Regions from separate parts of the Homo sapiens genome. Here region 2 is linked to region 1. The links are chromatin loops, found by intact Hi-C in ENCODE. Cell type or tissue: PC-9. All regions are shown on one strand.

Region 1 (2,500 bases):
TTGTCAATTTAAAAAAATCAAATATTTTTCAAAAACTCTAACTTTAGAGGGAAAGGAAAAAGGGAAAATAGCCTGGGTGCAATGGCTCATGCTTGTAATCCCAGCACTTTGCGAGGCTGAGGTGGGTGGATTACAAGGTCAGGAGTTCGAGACCAGCCTGGCCAACATAGTGAAACCCTGTCTCTACTAAAAATACAAAAATTAGCCGGGCATGGTGGCGCAAGCCTGTAGTCCCAGCTACTCAGGAGGCTGAGGCAGGAGAATCGCTTGAACCCAGGAGGTGGAGGTTGCAGTGAGCCGAGATTGTGCCACTGCACTCCAGCCTGGGCAACAGAGAGAGACTCCGTCTCAAAATAAATAAATAAATAAATAAATAAAAGGGAAAATGGGGAGAAAGAGCTATTGGAGACTGTGAGATAATGGTCTCATCTTAGACCCTCTTCTCCAAAGAAAAGAAAACAGGCTTAGAGGTGGCAAGGTAGAACTGAAACACAAATCTGGGCCTTCCACTAATATATGAATGTCTTAAGACTGAGATATAAGGCCTGGCGTGGTGGCTCACGTCTGTAATCCCAGCACTCTGGGTAGCCAAGGTGGGCAGATCACCTGAGGTCAGGAGTTCCAAGACCAACCTGGCCAACATGGTGAAACCCCGTCTCTACTAAAAATACAAAAAAATTAGCCAGGCATGGTGGTGGGCACCTGTAATCCCAGCTACTGGGGAGGCTGAGGCAAGAGAATCACTTGAACCTGGGAGGTGGAGGTTGCAGTGAGCCGAGATTGTGCCACTGCACTCTAGCCTGGGCGACAGAGAGAGACTCCATCTCAAAAAAAAAAAAAAAAAAAAAAAAAAGACTGAGAAATAGCTTTGCTCTCTTAATAAAAAAAAAAAAAAAAAAAAAGCAGGACATGGAAAAGTCCCCTCCCCTGACAACTGCAATTTCTCAAGTCTTATCTGCCGGCAAACCTCACTATTAGTTCAACTTCACAAAACAAACAATTCTTATTACAGGACTCTTAGTCATTCTGTTTTTCACTTTCTTCCACAGAGCAGAAGCCATTAGGTCTGGGTATCCTCTCTCTGCCCTCTTTTCCCAGACCTGGTTCCCAGCCTCCCGCCTCCTGCAGTCAGGTCTGCCCGAATCGGAGCACCATGAATCACTTCCTGTGGGCAGACTGCACGCTTGGGGGTGGGATTTACTTTCTTTCTTTCTTTCTTTTTTTTCCTGGAAAAGATTCTCACAGACTTTTGGGGTAAAACAAGTGGAACCAGGCGATGATAACTGGCGGCCTTGTTCTATCAAAACAAATCTTAAAGTTTCCAAAGACTTAGAGAAAATGTCAGGCGGGCATTCCTGACTGGGGGCGGGGGTTGGGGAGAGGTGAAGAGGGCAAATGAGGAGGTTTTGTGTTAATTGCACAGTTTTGACTTCCTTAATTATGAGTCACCGGCTAGAGAGATAAAACAATGTCACAAGTGCTGCATAACATGCAACGGGTCAACCGGGCGACTCAGTGACATTCACGCGGAGAGGCAGTGCCTCAGGACAAGCGCTCACTCCAGTGATTTTACAACAATTCCTAGCAAATGTCACACAGTATGGTTGGGACATTTACAACCATCTCAGTCTTATGACATTTACAACTCAGTCTCTTCTTTTTAAAAGAAGCCCCAAAGCCTTCAGGATTTGCAAACCTTTCAGTTAGCCACTGTTGGGTATGAATGGGGAGCTGGAAGTAAAGGAAGGGTGGGAAATGACCATGTTTCTTGAAAAAGTTAGTTTAAGGACCATGGAGGTAAAGAGGTACCTTTACATGCAAAAAATGCAGCATTTGCATGACAGCAATTGCTAACGTTCCATACACATTCTCTTGCTTTCTGAACCAAAGCTTTACAAGCTTATATAAGCAGTTTCCATCCCAAATGGTAACAAAGAATGGGTGCCCTGTATATTCTGGCATCTGTACCCTGAGGACAGTTAAGTGGCCAATTAGCATTCCTTTCTGTCTAAGGGTACAGACCTCCTATTGTACCTAAAAAAAAAAAGGTTCTGGTTCATTGGGGCAATTCACCTAAGACAGCAAAGAACCCCTATGGGCAGGAAAACAGGAATTCCACACAAGCAAGAAAGGAGGACTTCAGAGAAGCCAGGCCCACACTTAACAATGTCAGGGTGGCAACAGCCCTCCTCGATTAAGCCGGCCTCATCAACTAAGTGGCCCTTGTCTGAAAGCTGCATCCCTAAAACAGCTACAATCAGGAACAAGCAAAGGGTTCCAGGTGAGGCGTCCTCCCGCTGGGTCCTAGATACTTACAACTCTCCCCGGTATCAGCCCACCCAGTCCCAGCTGAGATTCAGAGCACCTGCCCACCCACCACCTCACCCCCACTTCCTAGACAGGCCTAATTTACAGGCATAGAAACTCAAAATGCTGAACAGGCCCAAGTAGTGGAGGTAAAATGTTGCAGCCACAGTATCTGAATGTGAGGCTCCTGCAC
Region 2 (2,500 bases), 59 kb after region 1:
TTTTCCATGATGCAGAAGCTGGCTGTTATTGCCACACCTCCTTCCCCAAAGCTCCAGAAGACCCAACATATATGGAACATCGTGCCTGTTATTACATTTAACCGTCACAGCAACCCCATGATTTGATATTTTTAGCTGTTTAACAGAAGAAAGAAGAAACCCATTAAGAGGTTAAGAGCAAGGGCAGGCTTGGGCCTAAAGGGGCACAGCCCTACCAGTCCTGTGCCTTTTCCGCTACACCACATTCCCCTGGACAAACTCCCTCCACCACTCCTACCCCCAGCACCCTCCTCAGTATCCTGCCCCCAGCTTCCACACGGTGCATCATTGCCTATAATCATGATTGTCAAGCTCAAATGCACATCAGCAGCCCTCGGAGAGTGTACAAAATTCAGACTGCTGGGACCGCCCTCAGGGTTTCTGATCCAAGAGGCCTGGGGGCGGGGCCTGAGACTCTGCATTCCTAGTAAGTTCCCTGGTGATGCTGACGCTGCTGGCCCAGGGCCACACTTTGAGAACTGCTGATTTATAGTAATTTAAAGTGTTCACCTAACAGCTGGGGAATGGTTAAATGCGGTTCATCTACTTGATAAAATATGTGTAATTATGAAAGCCACATATAAGAAAATGCTGATAAAATATAAAATTAGAGCATCAGGCTTGCACCCTGTGCTGGTCCAAGTCCAGTTTGCCCTCTGATCCATCCCTCATCTTCCTGTGCTCTGCTGTGTCCTCCCTGGGGCTGAGCCCTGACTTTCCAGGCTCCAGATCAGGAGGCCTCCAGCAGGGTTTAAATAATAGGAGGCTCTCACAGCAAGTAGTGGGTAGGAGGGAGGGAGAGGCCACAGTGTTTCTCCCCTCTCTCCTTTTCTACCTTGGGTCGGCAATTTTAGAAGCAGCTGCAACTGCTCTAGACAGGCCCACTGGTGACCCCAACCCTGGGCTCTGGGAACACCACCTGTTCCCTTTGTCCCTCCAGCCTAAAGGCAGCGGCTTCCTCCAAGTTCTGGGTCACCTCACCTTCCCATTGTGGCTTCTCAGCTGCTTTATCACCTGTGTAACCAAGGTCCCGTATTAAATTCCCTTTGTGCTAAATACCTGATGTAGTTCCTCCTTCCCGTTTGACTGACACACTGATTACAGCAATAAGCATAAAAATGCTTATGCAAATGGACAATTCTAGAAGGCTATTACCTTCTAGAATTGAGAGCTTGGTAAACTTATGTTTTCTTTCCCCAAAAAACTTTAGAAGAGTGTCAGTTATTATTAATATATAAAACAGACACCAAATGTACAATTTAAGAGGAAACAGAGGTGAGTCTTTACGTGAAAAAGGTTGGGGAACTATGAATCCATGACAATGAATCTAAGGAAACCAATCCCTGTACTTTCATTTCTAAAAACACCTTATTTTGGAGAAACCATGGCCACAGCCACAATGATACAACGGTTTCCCCTGAAAGTACCGGGTGGTTATCTGGGGGTGAGTGACTCACTGGTTGAAGAGGTCACATCATGTATCACCGCAACACCGGATCCTTAGCCACTGCGGAAGGGCAGGCTACTGGCAACACCCCAAACCGCCTTCAGCCATTTGTTACCGTGGAGGCAGGTCCTATCTCTCCTGTCAGGCTCTGGCCTGGAAGCCATCTGGGAAATCCCTCCAGAGGAGACTGGGGCCTGGAGACGGCTGGGGGAGCAGGAATAATACGCAAAGATGTTCAAAGAATAAGGGGACTTGGTTCAGCCATGCCCACCATGCACCATAGCAATGTGTGTGCCAGGGCATGGGCAGGGCAGGGAGGAAGGTGGTATCTTCTTTTTCCACCATTTCGAGGATCTTTCTCTCCAGAGGGCACAATTAAAATCAAAAGAAACAGACTCCATGAAACCAGATGGTAACAATACAATAAATTCTCCTGGATTCCTGCACTGCACTCTAACAGCCCTGAAATAAACAGTTTCCTCCTCGGAGCTCAAGACGCAACCCTGCAGCAGGTAATCAAGTGTTCAAGTAGGGAGGGAGGGGCTTGGCCTTGGACCAAACACAGTTTGGTGGTCTGTTTATAATATTTTAGCTGAAACACTGCAAACAACAGATCGAGAGGCTTACTGCTGTCACGGGTTACTTTCAGACCCAAGTCAAAGCTGATTTAAATCCCCAGAAAACAGGGAGATGGGAGTGCTGGGGAGGGGAACTGCAGTAAGGAGAAGCATCTAGGGCTTTCAGTGAAATGTGAGTCTACCTTCCAAAATCCCAGGGGACAACAGCTCAGCCTCTAAACACTTGGAAAACCAGGATTCAGCCTATAGTGAGTGGTTCACATCAGAGCCCATAAGCAAGCATTGAGAAGTGTTTACCACCCTGCCCCATCGTCCCCAAGAAGTGGACATCATCATCATCCTGCCCCATTCTTCCCAACAAATGACTTGCGCAAGTCACTGCCCCGCTCAGGAGCTCAGTTTCCCCCAGCTGTCAATGATGGGGTTGGGCTAGATG

The links. A loop is a pair of places that touch in the nucleus more often than their neighbours do. Peaks named below come from ENCODE experiments on the same cell type or tissue, not always from the same donor. Only the 100,000 strongest peaks of a DNase experiment are listed, where the experiment ranks them.
Region 2: a loop joins it to region 1, with 8 times the contacts of the local background. A loop is called at or near these places in 28 of 110 quality-filtered maps.

Annotation. Positions count from the first base shown.
Region 1 is chr15:67,149,201-67,151,700 of GRCh38, reverse strand. All of the region lies in intron 1 of SMAD3 (SMAD family member 3), which reads right to left. Among named protein-coding and RNA genes, the nearest start is that of SMAD3-AS1, 3.5 kb to the right of the region's middle. RefSeq lists an enhancer at 947-1,754. In PC-9, no CTCF peak of the experiment used is centred here; DNase peaks (open chromatin) are centred at 1,060, 1,480 and 2,030; H3K4me3 peaks cover 1,229 bases; H3K27ac peaks cover 2,500 bases.
Region 2 is chr15:67,090,432-67,092,931 of GRCh38, reverse strand. All of the region lies in intron 1 of SMAD3 (SMAD family member 3), which reads right to left. Among named protein-coding and RNA genes, the nearest start is that of SMAD3, 26 kb to the right of the region's middle. RefSeq lists enhancers at 1,754-1,843, 2,410-2,500. In PC-9, no CTCF peak of the experiment used is centred here; DNase peaks (open chromatin) are centred at 1,081 and 1,521; H3K4me3 peaks cover 1,894 bases; H3K27ac peaks cover 2,500 bases.